Regions from separate parts of the Homo sapiens genome. Here region 2 is linked to region 1. The links are chromatin loops, found by intact Hi-C in ENCODE. Cell type or tissue: adrenal gland. All regions are shown on one strand.

Region 1 (8,000 bases):
GAAACCCCTGTTCCTCCAATCCTGCGTCACCACGATGGTCCCAATACTGGCCGGGTTCTTTCTCCGCGGCAGAAGTTTACTGAAGATCTTGAATTACAATGGCCCTCTGGGGCTCCTCGGATATCCCCAAATTAATCCACCTAAAGGGACACCCAGAACAAAAAGGAACAAAATTCTCAGATGCATGATGGTCTGCTTATTTAAGGAAGACGCCAAAAAACAGTGAAATAATTCATACCTCACTCAAACCACTGAGGCTTTTACATCATGCCTTCAGAAACATGTTTTTAACCCAGAAAACCCCATAGCAATTCCATATCCTGCTCCCAGCTCTCTCCTGCATCCTTCTCTCCCAGAATGTCCTCTGCCAACTGAACCTCAATGCCCCTCAACTCCCTGTAACCTTAAGATTCATTGGGCCCTGATCTCCTACAGATGAAGCCAGGGTACAGCAGGCCCCTGTTCCCAAGCTAGACTGAGGAAAGAGACATAATTTAAACTTCGGTCTTGGTCTGATTTATATGCCGTCACCCGTGAAAGGAAAGGAAAAGGAAAATTTACTGAACAATTCAGAATTGTCCTGGGGTCATACTCTCCCTGACTTATAGCAATGTAACCAGCTCTTGGTTGAACCTGGAGATGCCGCCTTTTGGTTTAAAAAAAACCAAATGGACCACCATTTCCGGGGACCTTTTTTCTCAGCCTATCCCTGACCCCTTCTGAAGACTGAAAGAAATAAGAGAGAAACTACTGGGAGGCATCCCTCAGTTCTATCCCCTTTTCTCTTCACAGTTTTGAGTAGCTGACCAAAACCAATCAGCCATATACTCAAAACTGTATACAACAAAGGGATGAAACTGTGGCAAACTATCGTCATCGACTGGAGAAAACAAGGAAGGAGCATTCAGGGTGGGTACTGATTTCCCCAAAAAACCTCTGCTCTGGCCACTAGAACATGATAAATGGTCTCAGGGTGGAGTTCACACATCACAAAAAAATAATATCAATGCCTGGTCGCGGTGGCTCAAGCCTGTAATCCCAGCACTTTGGGAAGCTGAGGTGGGCAGATCATGAGGTCAGGAGATCAAGACCAGCCTGACCAACATGGTGAAACCCCATCTCTACTAAAAATACAAAAATTAGCTGAGCGTGGTGGTGCACGCCTGTAATCCCAGCTACTCAGGCGGCTGAGGCAGGAGAATCACTTGAACCCAGGAGCGGGAGGTTGCAGTGAGCCAACATCGTGCCATTGCACTCCAGCGTGGGTGACAGAGTGAGACTCTGTCTTAAAAAAAAAAAAAAAAGAAAAGAAAAGAAAAGAAAAAATAATATCAACTAGAAAAATGCAGACATGTATGAGCTTCAGACATTAGTCCAACAGTATAAAGGTAGCATTTCCAAAGAATCGGAAAACACAAAGGTTTGTGGCAATGCAATCAATGTAATCACAACAATTAGAAAAACCCTAAGATTTTAACCCATGGGGCAAGCTCCAAAATCATGGGTTCCCAGTGATCTGGAAGCTTGTCAATACTGTAAAGAAAAAGAACACTGGGTCCAGAATTGCCCAGCTCTCAAGAGGAGGGAAAACTTTCAGGGCCCTTCTCTTAGAAAATCACTGACTCCCCTCCGAGGAAGTAAATGTCCAGCACTTTCAACTGCCACCAGACTCAAAGTTGAAAGGCACTTCACCATGTTTTATTTATTTATTTATTTATTTATGAGACAGAGTCTCGTTCTGTCTCCCAGACTGGAGTGCAGTGGCATGATCTCGGCTCACTGCAACCTCCACCTCCTGGGTTCAAGCAATTCTCCTGCCTCAGCCTCCCAAGTAGCTGGCACTACAGTTGCGCGCCACCACAGCCGGCTAATTTTTGTATTTTTAGCAGAGACGGGGTTTCATCATTTTGGCCAGGCCAGTCTCGAACTCCTGACCTTGTGATCCGCCCGCCTCAGCCTCCCAAAGTGCTGGGATTACAGATGTGAGCCACCGCGCCTGGTCCACGTTTCTTATTGATACCAATACCTGGACTGCACAATCATCTACCCTTAACACCACCCACCACCCCGGTTCCTGTGCTCCTTCCTCAGCATTACCAGACTTTTTCAGTAGCAGGTTTTGATCATGTGTCTCACGATTTGCCTTTCTCAACCTCTTAATGTTTTGGGGGGCCTCTTAAAGCTCAGTACAACCTTTTTTCTCAATTATCTCACCCTCGTAAATCTGTTAAGAAGGGATCTTTTCAGGAATTGGAGTATCAAAATTCACTATGCCCACAAGGGACCCCTCTCAAACTCCACCCTCCCCCGCCATGTCTGTCCCCTAATGGCTTTGTCTGACTTCTCTGAGTTCCTCTTCCCCCTTCAACCTAGCAATGCTCTGCTAAGGACTTACATCGACTGTTAGACAAAATCCTTCCTTTGTGGGCAACAAACTCCACTGGTACACGGCCCGCAGAATTCCTTAAGGTGGAAACAGATCTTCCCACGCTCCTCCCCAAACTGCCCAAAATCATTTAAAACCATGGGGACTTGAAGGGCTCCACCCAATAACCCAAGATTTATTAGACAAAAAAAGGCTAATCCCCACTTCTAGCCTAGGCAACACTCCCATTATGGCCACTACAAAGCCAAACGGAAGAGGATTTTCAGCCAGTCCAAGATCTGAGAGCTTTCAATAAAACTGTCAAACCCAGATTTCCCCTGATGCCCAACCCTAATACTATGCTGGCTGTGATCCCTTCCAAAATCTAATATTTCACCTGTCATCAATTTGCGTTCAGATTTTTTCAGCATCCTTTTTCATTAAGATTCCAAGTATTTGTTTTCCTTCACAATCAACAATATATCTGGACAACAATATATCTCGACAGTTATGCCCCAAGGATTTACTGAGGGTCCTATTTAAGGGACTTAAAATATGCAGGAAACTCCACTTTATTTCAATATGTGGATGATGTTCTATCTCCTGCCCGTTATGACAGTGCTCTTCTGAACCCTTAAGGCATTAGCAATAAAGAGCCACCAGGTGGCTAAAGACAAAGTTCTGCATTCAATATCTGGGTCATGATATCTCAGCCACAGGAAAAACTATCTCCACAGACTGGGCTTCTACTATTCAACAGTTTACTCTGCCAGAAACAAAAAGACAATAGAGAGGATTTTGGGGTCAGAAACTGCACGATCTCTCTGTAACTGCCTTGCCCCATATGCCCACCTGGTCGCCCAGGACCCCCTATCCAAAGATGCTTTTGAGAACCTTAAGAGCTCTGTTTTTGATCTGTCTGACTAGCCAGGTGTCCCCTTCCTCCTGAAGCTGTGAGCTCCGTCAAAAAGGACAACCTACTCTGATAGAGGAGGATCACTCTTCGATGGAGGGTATATGAGTAGCTGCACTCCCCTGTTAGAACCTCCAAACAGGCTCTCAAGGGCTCTGTAATTTCACATCCCACCTTGGACTTTCTGATTACTCCCTACTTTCTTCCATGTGGATTTCTCCCTACCTTTTTCCAAGTGGCCAGGCAGCACCGCTTCAAGAAGTCTCTCCGTGCTTGAAGTCTGCAGGCACCAGTACCCTCAGACGCCCTCCCTCCTGCCAAGATGCCCTAGAGCAAGTTCCCCGCAGCTGAAGGGGCAGCGAAGGAAGAGCCGAAGTGAAGACTGGTGAGGTTATCAGCTAAAACCGCCCCTACAAAAGTGAAAACAAATCCAAAACAGGCAGCAGGAAAGGATAAATCTTCACACAAACAAATGAAAAAATGCAAAGAAAAGTATAAGACAAACAGGCCAAAGTAGCTGCCCCAGAAAGTAAAGATTTTCCTGCAGAAAATGGAGAAACTGAAAATAAGGAGAGTCCAGCCTCTGCTGAAGCAGGAGAGAAAGAAGCCAAGTCTGGTTAATATCCTACACCCTTGTCTTATCAGTGGTCCCTGTCTTCCTTCTTGTGCAATTCTGAGAAATATTTTTATCAAATACTATATTTTGTAAACGCACAAGTAGCTCTGTAATTTTTTTTTTTTGAGACAGGGTTTTGCTGTCACCCAGACTGGGGTGCAATGGCATGATTATAGCTCACTGCAGCCTTAATTCCTGGGCTCAAGCGCTCTTCCCACCTCAGCCTCCCAAGTAGCTGGGAGTGCAGGCACGAATCACCATGCCCAGCTATTTATTTATTTTTATTTTTGATGTTTAAAGAGATGGGGGTCTCAACACATTGCCTGGGCTGGTCTCGAACTCCTGGCCTCAAGCAGTCCCCCCATCTCGGCCTCCCAATGTGCTGAGATTAAAGGCATGAGGCACTGCATCCAGCCTATGAATATTTTTAAGAAGGAAGAACTATGATTTTTAAAATGTAAATGCTTTTTTTGTTTGTTTTTGAAACAGGCTTTTGCTCTGTCACCCAGGCTAGAATGCAGTGGCAAGAACAGGGCTCACTGCAGCCTTGACCTCCTGGGATCAAGGAATCCTTCTGCCTCAGGGTCCTGAACAGCTGGGACTACAGGCCTGCGCCACTGTGCCCGGCTAATTTTTTTTATTTTTTGTAGAAACGGGTTTTTTGCCATTTTGCTCAGGCTTTGCCATGTTGCTCAGGCTGGTCTTGAACTCCTGGGCTCAAGCAATCCTCCCACCTCAGCCTCCTAAAATGCTGGGATTACAGGCTTGAGTCACTGCACCTGGCCTAAGTGCTTTATTTATTTATTTATTTATTTATTTATTTATTTATTTTTGAGACAGAGTCTCACTCGGTCGCCCAGGCTGGAGTGCAGTGGCACAATCACTGGAATCTCCACCTCCCAGGTTCAAGTGATTCTCCTGCCTCTGGGACTACAGGCGTGTGCCACCATTCCCCAGCTAATTTTTTTATTTTTAGTAGAGACGGGGTTTCACCGTGTTAGTGAGGATGGTCTTGATCGCCTGACCTCGTGATCTGCCCGCCTCAGCTTCCCAACTAAGTGCTTTTTTTAAAAAAGAGGCAAAATCATATGCTGTTTATTTTTTATACAACCAGAAAACAGTGGGATATAAATTATGGGAGCACTTTACTGTTGTGGGTGTCAACTTAACAAACCGTAGGTGGAGAGGGTAGTTTTATATCCTGTAATACAAAGCTGTAGGGAATTCTTACAATTTTATGTTGCCTGGCATCCACTTTGAATATAAGTTGGACTTTGTCGTATTGAATATAATATAAAATTGGACTTTCTCATACCAGAAGCAGGGCTTAGTCACCCTTGACACTGTTTCCAGTTCTCAACTCTCCACCTCCTCTCAGTTTCTCAAGGTAGATGATCCAGCAATCTACTTCATACACCATCTCCTGGTGACCACCTCCCTAGAGGACAGCTAGGCACAACCTACTAGACTCACCCACTGGCTCCCACACCCTGCATAGACTGCACAGATATGTCACAGTGCCCCCCTCCCAGTCACAGCATGCGTGCCCCCACGGAACTCATGCCTGCTTGCTCTAAACCCCCCACGGGGACCAGGTGCAGTGGCTCACGCCTGTAATCCCAGAACTTTGAAAGACCGAGGTAGGTGGATCACCTGAGGTCAAGGTGTTCGAGACCAGCCTGGCCAACATGGTGAAACCCCACCTCTACTAAAAATACAAAAAATTAGCCAGGCGTGGTGGTGGGCCACCTGTAATCTTAGCTACTCGGGAGGCTGAGGCAGGAGAGTCGCTTGAACTGGGAAGGCAGAGGTTGCAGTAAGCCGAGATCATGCCCCTGCACTCCAGCCTGGGCAACAAAAGCCAAATCCCGTTAAAACAAAACAAAACAAAAAAAAACTCCCCGCAGGAAGCCTGCTTGGGTGACGCCCTGGACCCTTCTAAAGGCTTGGCCCACAGTTCCCCTGCACACTCTTGCTTGCTCCCCGCCCGCTGCCTAAGCGTGCATGTCCCAGATGGCTCCCCGCTTCTCGCTGGCCCTGCAAGACGTGCTGTCCTCTTCTCTCTGGGATCTGTCAGTGACACACTGCTTTTGTTGTTGTTGTTATTTCACGTGTTTCGTTGTGTTACCTCTGCTGTGTCTCACCTGAGCTAAACACTGGAAGCGAACCCTCCTGCCGGTCAGGGCTCTTAGAGGGAGTATTCCGGCTTCAGCGGAATAACCTGGACATAGGTCAGACAAGAGCCACAAGGGCACCTGCCCATATAAACAAGCTTCCTGTGAGAGGGACACCTGGATACAGGCTGGACAATCAGGCATTAGGTCAGGATAAAGAAGTATTCTGTGAAAAACACAATATAAGCATCCTCTTCAGGGCAGCCCCTTCAGGACAGGCTAGACTTCATAGCTACTGTCTGTCTCAGGAGCAAATTAGAGGAAAGATCAAATTAGAGAAAAATACAACTGGCACAGCAAGCAGGGTGTGTGGTCACAACCACAAGGGGCACAACAAAATGCCTTTGACCTGCGTGTGGCTTGCTGTGGCTCTTCCCCCATGGCTAGCACCATGTGGGGAAGCAGAACTGCTTGCTGGAGGGGTGTGCTGCTGCTATGCGGGCTGCATAAAGCCCTCTGTTGTCTGTTGTTCACCGTGTCCGCCCTAAAGCATGAGGTTGCCATTATCAACCTAAGTCCTCCCAAAAAGAGCCATGCGACCAGGCGCCTCTGGTCTAACAAGAATAGACCACATAGCAGCTCCTGATTGACTAAGGTTAAAGACAAGACAGATTAAAGACCAGGTCCTCCCTGCCTCAAGCCAAGGAGAGCTGAAGGGCATGGAACAATTGCAAGATTGCTATCTCCGCCCAAGGTGGGGCTAAATGCTAAAGTGAACCAGGAAAGTAACACCCATAGCAAAGGAGGGAGTCTTCCCTCACCCCTCCCACCCCTGACCTCCTACTACACCGCACCCCCCACCCAACCCCCCAACCCCTGGCCTATGTGTCCTAACCCCAGTGGGAGGAATAATCTCACAACAGGAAACCAATGGCACCACCAAAGGTGAAATACCGCCCAGACCTGGGATCACTAGGTTGGGACCTTACCTTATTTCTTTTGCTCTCTGTCAGAGCTACCGGCTACCACCAGGAGCTTGTCAGGTGAACATCAAAAGACAGAGGGGGAAAAATGGTAGTTGCCTAGAAATAAAAGCCATTCTAAATATTTTACTTTCAAAAGGGGTTGGGGGGGTGCGGGGGGCGGGTGGGCGTGATGGCTCATGCTTGTAGTCCCAGCTACTCGGGTGGCTGAGGCGGGAGGATCGCTTGAACCCAGGAGTTCAAAGCCGCAGTGAGCTATGATTGCACCAGTGTTTTCCAGTCTGGCTGACAAAGCAAGACCCTGTCTCTAAAAAAAAGAAAAAGAAAAAGAAAGAAAAGAAAACCACTCCTTAATCTTTACTCTCCCTGTCAGAATTCTATGCACTCGGCCGGGGTGTGGTAGCTCATGCTTGTAATCCCAGCACTTTGGGAGGCTGAGGCAGGAGGATCATTTGAGGTCAGGAGTTCAAGACCAGCCTGGCCAACATAGTGAAACCCCGTCTGTACTGAAAATACAAAAACTAACCAGGCATGGTGTCACTCACCTGTAATCCCAGCTATTCGAGAGGCTGAGGCAGGAGAATCGCTTGAACCTGGGAGGCAGAGGTTTCAGTGAGCCGAGATCGCGCCACTGCACTCCAGCCTGGATACTTATTGAGATTCTGTCTCAAAAAAAAAAAAAAAAAAAAGGATTATGTGCACTCTGTAATATCTTTGGTTATGGTAGTCCATAACCAAAGTTATTTCCTAATAACTTTGTTAATATGCCGCGGAAGATTGAAAATTTGGGCAGGTAATTTATATGATATTACATTGTAAATTAACAGCTCTTAAGGAAAATTTGCCCCAAGCTTTTAAGCTGGGAAGTCACTGGAATCGTTTTAGAAAAGACCACAACAACATGGCTTTTGAGATTTTCATTCTAGTATGTTAAGAATTGTATTCAAATACAAATGTTTGTGTACTGATCCTCAACACAGCCCATAACATGCCCACTACTAAAGAAAAA
Region 2 (8,000 bases), 82 kb after region 1:
CTCGGCCTCCCGAAGTGCTGGGATTATAGGCGTGAGCCACTGCTCTCAGCCCCTTATGATTTCCTAATAACATTTTCTTTTCACTGGCTTACTTTATTGCAAGAATACGTATATAATACATAAAACATACAAAATATGTGTTAATTGATACTTTATGTCATTAGTAAGGCTTTTGATCAACAGAAGGCTATTAATAGTTAAGTTTTGGGGGAGTCAAAAGTTATATGCAAGTCAAGTTTGGTGGTATGTTCCTGTAGTCTCAGCTACTTAGGAGGCTGAGTTGGGAGGAATCCTTGAGCTCAGGAATTTGAATCCAGCCTGGGCAACATAGTGATACTCGTTTCTAAAAAAAAAAATAATAGGGCCAGGCATGGTGGCTCACACCTGTAATCCCAGCACTTTGGGAGACTGAGATGGGCAGATTACTTGAGGTCAGGAGATCAAGACAGCCAGCCTGGCCAACATGGTGAAACTCTGTCTCTACTAAAAATACAAAAATTAGCCAGCATGGTGGCAAAAGCCTGTAGTCCCAGGTACTTGGGAGGCTGAGGGAGGAGAATCACTTGAACCTAGGAGGCAGAGGTTGCAGTGAGCCGAGATCGCACCACTGCACTCCAGCCTGGGCATCAGAGTGAGAGAGTTGGTCTCAATAATAATAATAAGTCCGGGCATGGTAGCTTATGCCTAAAATCCCAATACAACACTTTGGGAGGCCAAGGTGGGCGGATCACCTGACGTCAGGAGTTCAAGACCAGCCTGGCCAACAAAGTGAAACACCATCTCTACTATAAATATAAAAATTAGCAAGGCGTGGTGACAGACACCTGTAATCCCAGCTATTAGGGAGGCTGAGGCAGGAGAATCACTTGAACCCGGGAGGCGGAGGTTACAGTGAGACGAGATTGTACCACTGCACTCCAGCTTGGGCAACAGGGCAAGACTCTGTCTCAAAATAATAATAATAATAATAATAATAATAATAATAATGGGCTGGGCACAGTTACTCACTCCTGTAATTCCAGCACTCTGGGAGGCTGAGGCAAGAGAATCACTTAAGGCCAAGAGTTCAAGACCAGCCTGGGCAACATAACAAGACCCCATCTCTACAAAAATAAAAATATCAGCCAGGCATGGTGATGTACTTCTGTAGTCCCAGCTACTTGGGAGGTGGAGGTGGGAGAATGACTTGAGCCTAGGAGTTTGAGGCTGCAGTGAGCTATGATTGTGCCACTGCGTTCTGACCTGGGTGACAGTGGCAGACTATGTCTCAATAACAACGAAAAGTTTTATGTAAATTTTTTTTACTGTGTGTGGGGTCAGCGCCTCTAGGCACCCCCCATGTTTTTCAAGGGTCACCTGTACTTACCCACAATGTAAGATCTTTTTTTTTTTTTTAAGAGACAGTTTCTCACTTTGTTGTCCAGGCTTGTCTCAAACTCTTAGGCTCAAGCAATCCTCCTGCCTTGGCCTCCCAAAGCACTGGGATTACAAGTGTATGTAAGATTCTTATGAGGATCAAATTAGATCATACATGTCTGGCATCTAGTAAATTCTCAATAACATTGACTATCATTTTATTATAAATTGTTTTAATAATAACAATAATAATTATTATAATTATCTGCAGGAAGGTAAGTCAGAAAATGTTTCTAAGAAAGGTGGCATTTGAATTGAATATTGAAGAACAAAAAAGTTGCTGGGCTAGGGTTGGGAGGAAGGGAATAAATTGCTTCTGTTTTTTGCCCTGCCGGATTTCTCAGAAGGTTTTAGGTAGGATGATGAATTCAGCGATAGTCAAATTGAATTTGAGATGCCTGTGAGCAACACAGGATGTTTTGACCTCTTTATTCTAACCCTACTATAATCTAAAATTTTACATACTTGCCTCATGTATGATTGTAACTCCATGAAATGAATATAACTATTAATCTTTTTTCTGCTTGATCTTCATTCAATACTACAGATAGAAATAGCACAAAATAAAATGGAAGAAGACAGAGTTACACACAGTATACTTTTGTGCTGATTGAAAAACTGACATTCAAGTCTTCTTAACCCAGAAAAACTGGTCTTGATAAGAAAAAAGGCAGAGGGGCAGGGCGCGGTGGCTTATTCCTGTAATCCCAGCACTTTGGGAGGCCCAGGTGGGTGGATCACGAGGTCAAGAGATCGAGACCATCCTGGCCAACATGGTGAAACCCTGTCTCTACTAAAAATACCTGGAGGCTGAGGCAGGAGAATCACTTGAACCCGGGAGGTGGAGGTTGCAATGAGCCGAGATGGCGCCACTGCACTCCAGCCTGGTAACAAGCAAGACTCCGTCTCAAAAAAAAAAAAAAAAAAAAAAGGCTGGGTGCGGTGGCTCATGCCTGTAATCCCAGCACTTTGGGAGGCCAAGGTGGGCGAATCACCGGAAGTCGGGAGTTCGAGACCACCCTGACCAACATGGAGAAACCCTGTCTCTACTAAAAACACAAAAATTAGCTGGGCGTAGTGGCACATGCCTGTAATTCCAGCTACTCGGGAGGCTGAGGCAGGAGAATTGCTTGAACCCGGGAGGTGAGGTTGAGGTGAGCCAAGATCACACCATTGCACTCCAGCCTGGTCAACAAGAGCAAAATTCTGTCTCAAAAAAAAAAAAAAAAAAAAAAAAAAAAAAAAAAAAAGGGACAGGGAGCGGGCACAAAATAAAACTTACTTTGGTAGAAATTATAAGAGACAAAATTTGGTATGGGCAAAAATAAAGTAAAACTGATTAATAAATCCAATCTTTGGCCAGGCACTCTGGCTTACACCTGTAATCCCAGCACTTTGGGAGGCTGAGATGGGTGGATCACTTGAGATCAGGAGTTTGAGACCAGCCTGGTCAACATGGTGAAACCCTGTCTCTACTAAAAATACAAAAATTAGCCAGGAGTGGTAGCCAGCATCTGTAATCCCAACTACTCAGGAGGCTCAAACAGGAGAATTGCTTGAGCCCAGGAAGCAAAGGCTACAGTGAGCCGAGATCGTGCCATGCATTCCAGCCTCTGTAACGGGAGGTTGTCTCAAAAAAACAAACAAACAAACAAACAAAACAAAAATAGAAGGCTGTCTCAAAAAAAAATCTAATCTTTGTCATAAATTATTATGGAAAAGAATTATTTCAATAAGATAAAAATTTAAATAAAGCTTAATTGCATTCTGTAGGAAATTAATATAGAAATTAAGTGGTCATAATCAAATTTAATCCAAAAGCTACCTTTTGGATGAGAAGCCATCCATATTGATATAATTCTGATTACTATGTTTGCTTTCATAAACATGGACTCAAAACATCCTTGGATGCAAAATCTCAGGTCAAAATCTCCAGTGACATCCAGATGGATTGGTCTAGGAAATAGTAGGAACTCTTTATCTAGAGTTTAAGAAGTCAGGGCAACAACAAATCCAGATTTTTCAGGAAAAAATTTGTTTTGAGGTGGGGTCCTGCTCTGTTGCCCAGGCTGGAGTGCAGTGGCTTGATCATAGCTCGCTGCAGCCTCAAACTCCTGGGCTCATGCAATCCTCTTGCCTTGGCCTCCTGAGTAGTTGGGACTACAGCATGAGCCACTAGATCTGGCTATTTTAAAAATTTATTTTTTGTAGAGACAGGTTTTTGCTATATTTCCCAGGCTGGTCTCAAGCAATCTCCCTGTCTCAGCCTCCCAAAGTGCTGGGATTACAGGTGTGAGCCACTGTGTCTGGCTGAAATACAGATTTTGAAGCTATCACTCTGTAAGTATTAATCCGTTTTCTTTTGCATCTGCCATAAAATAATAATGCATAGTAGGAATCTAATAAATGCTTGTTGAATTCTCTCTAGTCAGCCCTACAAGCATTACGAACTGAAGAATTATAACCGTAGAGTCATTCATTTTAATTTAGCAAGTACTAAATACTTTACAGAAAGGAACTCTCATGCTGGGAGAATGATAATCAGAGTGAAACTGAGGCTCACCAAGACTTGAACATATGGAGTATAACCACAAGTCCTATCAAAAAATATACTATATTTGCTGGGTATAGTTGCTCATGCCTATAATCCCAGCACTTTGGGAGGCTGAGGTAGGAGGATCACTTGAGCCCAGGAGTTCAAGACCAGCCTGGGCAACATAGTGAGACCTCATCTCTACAAAAAATTTAAAAATTAGCTGGGCATGGTCATGAGCACCTGTGGTCCTAGTTATTGGGGTGGCTGAGGTAGGAGGCACTTGAGCCTAGGAGGTCAAGGCTGCAGTGAGCCAAAAGCATGCCATTGCACTCCAGCTTGGGCAACAGAGTGAGACCCTGTCTCAAAAAAAAGAAAAAATAATACTATGTCTGGTCCATAACCTGAAATATTTTTATCTTCACGTTCCTTATCATTCACTGAACTTTTATTTTTCTTTTAAAATTTTTTCTTTCTTTTTAAATTTGCTTCTACAGATTTCTTCATTCTCCATTTAGCAAGGTCATGGAAGATTTGGAGGAAACATTATTTGAAGAATTTGAAAACTATTCCTATGACCTAGACTATTACTCTCTGGAGTCTGATTTGGAGGAGAAAGTCCAGCTGGGAGTTGTTCACTGGGTCTCCCTGGTGTTATATTGTTTGGCTTTTGTTCTGGGAATTCCAGGAAATGCCATCGTCATTTGGTTCACGGGGTTCAAGTGGAAGAAGACAGTCACCACTCTGTGGTTCCTCAATCTAGCCATTGCGGATTTCATTTTTCTTCTCTTTCTGCCCCTGTACATCTCCTATGTGGCCATGAATTTCCACTGGCCCTTTGGCATCTGGCTGTGCAAAGCCAATTCCTTCACTGCCCAGTTGAACATGTTTGCCAGTGTTTTTTTCCTGACAGTGATCAGCCTGGACCACTATATCCACTTGATCCATCCTGTCTTATCTCATCGGCATCGAACCCTCAAGAACTCTCTGATTGTCATTATATTCATCTGGCTTTTGGCTTCTCTAATTGGCGGTCCTGCCCTGTACTTCCGGGACACTGTGGAGTTCAATAATCATACTCTTTGCTATAACAATTTTCAGAAGCATGATCCTGACCTCACTTTGATCAGGCACCATGTTCTGACTTGGGTGAAATTTATCATTGGCTATCTCTTCCCTTTGCTAACAATGAGTATTTGCTACTTGTGTCTCATCTTCAAGGTGAAGAAGCGAAGCATCCTGATCTCCAGTAGGCATTTCTGGACAATTCTGGTTGTGGTTGTGGCCTTTGTGGTTTGCTGGACTCCTTATCACCTGTTTAGCATTTGGGAGCTCACCATTCACCACAATAGCTATTCCCACCATGTGATGCAGGCTGGAATCCCCCTCTCCACTGGTTTGGCATTCCTCAATAGTTGCTTGAACCCCATCCTTTATGTCCTAATTAGTAAGAAGTTCCAAGCTCGCTTCCGGTCCTCAGTTGCTGAGATACTCAAGTACACACTGTGGGAAGTCAGCTGTTCTGGCACAGTGAGTGAACAGCTCAGGAACTCAGAAACCAAGAATCTGTGTCTCCTGGAAACAGCTCAATAAGTTATTACTTTTCCACAAATCAGTATATGGCTTTTTATGTGGGTCCTCTGACTGATGCTTTCAGATTAAAATTGTTTCCAAGATAGAGAGCCGACTCCACTTTCATAGTTATTGTTTCTGGTCACTATATAGGCATCACATTTTTGTGTGGATATGAAACTTAGGAAGGATCCTCTTGACTCCTTGTGATGTGGCAATAAATTTTTTTTAAAAAACTGAAAATACTTAGGAAGGATCCGCATAATTTTTTTCTGCAACTTAAATGAAATGCATCATTCTTGTTAATTATACCATGGTGAATTAATCACTTTTGAAGCAATATCAGTTATTTTTTGAATAATAACTTTTCTAAAGCCTTAAGTCTTAATATTAAATATATGATTAGCCAGGCACGGTGGCTGACACCTGTAATCCCAGCACTTTGGGAGGCCAAGGTGGGGGGATTACCCGAGGTCAGGAATTCGAGACCAGCCTGACCAACATGGAGAAACCCCGTCTCTACTAAAAATACAAAATTAGCCGGTCATGGTGGTGCATGTCTGCAAACCCAGCTACTCGGGAGGCTGAAGCAGGAGAATCACTTGAACCTGGGAGGCAGAGGTTGTGGTGAGCCAACATCACACCATTGCACTCCAGCCTGGGCAACAAGAGTAAAACTCTGTCTCAAAAATAAATAAATAAAATAGATAAATAAATATATGATTAACTAATTTTAAAAATGTTAAAATGTATTCTTAAATTCATTTTAATTTTGTACAATAACCTGCTAGACACATTTTTAAAATGCAACATGTGTACTTAATTTCTTTATGTAATCTATGTATATACATTTATGAATTAAAGTAATTGTTGGTTATCTTAAAACATCTGTTCTAGTTAATGATTTGGGAGATTTTTTCTTCTTTCTCCCACTCTCTCTGTTTTTTATAGTAGGAACAGCCTTTATTGGTTGCAATGGGAAGTGGAAGAGGAGGGGATATGACAGCTCATGTTCCTGGGACAGTGTCCACAAATACCGTCGCCACACTCCAAAAACCCAGTTAACTAATGATGCTTAATAAACTCCTCCTAAACCTAGTTCTTAAAACAGTTTATACTTTTGATATAATTCTCACAATTCTGAGGGTCAGGAATTCAAAGAAGTCAGAAAAGAGGTTCATCTCTCTCTGCTTTGCAATATCTGGAGCATCAGCTGGACTGAGATGATGCAAATCGAAGCTGGAAGCTGCCTAAGACATCCCCTTCCCTCCCTCCCTCTCCCCTCCCAACACAGCTATTCCACCATGGCATTTCAGGGTCGCCAGACTTCTAATGTGGCAACTCAGGGCTCCAAGAGGCCAAGGTGGAAATTTCTAGTCCTGTTAAAGGCTATGACTGGCACAGGTACAGTATCACTTCTATTGTATTGTATTGGTCAAAGCAGGCATAGACCAGCTCATGTTCAAGGGGAAGAGACACAGATCCCCATCTCTCAACGGAAAGAATGTCAAAAAAAATTGCACCAATCTTTAATCCTCTACGGTATCATTATAAACAGAAATGCTTTTAGAAAATTCTGGGTATCAGGTACCTATCAATGGTAGATTGGATAAACAAAGTGTGGTACATATACATCATGGACTACTGCACAGCCATAAAAAAGAATGAAATCGTGTCCTTTGCAGCAACATGGATGGAACTGGAGGCCATTATCCTAAGTAAATTAGTGCAGGACAGAAAACCAAATACTGCATGTTCTCACTTGTAAGTGGGAGCTGAGGCTGGGCTCGGTGGCTAATGCCTGTAATCCCCGCACTTTGGGAGGCCAAGATAGGCGGGTCACCTGAAGTCAGGAGTTCAAGACCAGCCTGGTCAACAAGGTGAAACCCCGTCTCTACTAAAAATACAAAAATTAGCCAGGTGTGGTGGCACGCACCTGTAGTCCCAGCTACTCGGGAGGCTGAGGCAAGAGAATCACTTGAACCTGGGAGGCGGAGGTTGCAGTGAACCGAGATTGCGCCACTGCACTCTAGCCTGGGCAACAGAGTAAGACTGTCTCAAAAAAAAAAAAAAAAAAAAAAAAAAAAAAAAAAAGCCTGGGCGGCTGGGTTCAGTGGCTCACACTTGTAATTCCAGCACTTTGGGAGGCCGAGGAGGGGTGGATCACAAGGTCAGGAATTCGAGACCAGCCTGACCAACATGGTGAAACCCCATCTCTACTAAAAATCCAAAAAATTAGCTGGGCGTGGTGGCATGTGCCTGTAATCCCAGCTACTCAGGAGGCTGAGGCAGAAGAATCACTTGAACCCAGGAGGTAGAGGTTGCAGTGAGCTGAGATTGAGCCACTGCACTCCAGCCTGGGCAACAGAGCGAGACTTGGTCTCAAAAAAAAAAAACAACCACCTGTTGGGGTACTGTGCTCACTACCAGGGTGAGAGGATTCATACTTTAAACCTCAGCATCACACAATATTCCCACG

The links. Hi-C counts contacts between places; a loop is a spot of excess contacts. Peaks named below come from ENCODE experiments on the same cell type or tissue, not always from the same donor. Only the 100,000 strongest peaks of a DNase experiment are listed, where the experiment ranks them.
Region 2: it touches region 1 in a loop (4-fold over the local background); 39 of 110 quality-filtered maps call a loop at or near these places.

The regions. Positions count from the first base shown.
Region 1 is chr2:206,255,519-206,263,518 of GRCh38, reverse strand. CMKLR2-AS (CMKLR2 antisense RNA) reads right to left here. Exons shown (of 6, transcript NR_104359.1): 3 at 7,537-7,653; 4 at 6,998-7,090; 5 at 3,504-3,688; 6 at 1-140. It also overlaps the pseudogene HMGN1P6 and the pseudogene RN7SKP260. Among named protein-coding and RNA genes, the nearest start is that of ZDBF2, 15 kb to the left of the region's middle. In adrenal gland, a CTCF peak has its summit at 3,015; a DNase peak (open chromatin) is centred at 3,268; H3K27me3 peaks cover 6,632 bases.
Region 2 is chr2:206,173,722-206,181,721 of GRCh38, reverse strand. CMKLR2 (chemerin chemokine-like receptor 2) reads left to right here. Exons shown (of 2, transcript NM_001389445.1): 2 at 4,447-6,406. The coding sequence starts at 4,475. The coding sequence ends at 5,542. Among named protein-coding and RNA genes, the nearest start is that of SNORA41, 15 kb to the right of the region's middle. In adrenal gland, no CTCF peak of the experiment used is centred here; no DNase peak of the experiment used is centred here; H3K27ac peaks cover 989 bases.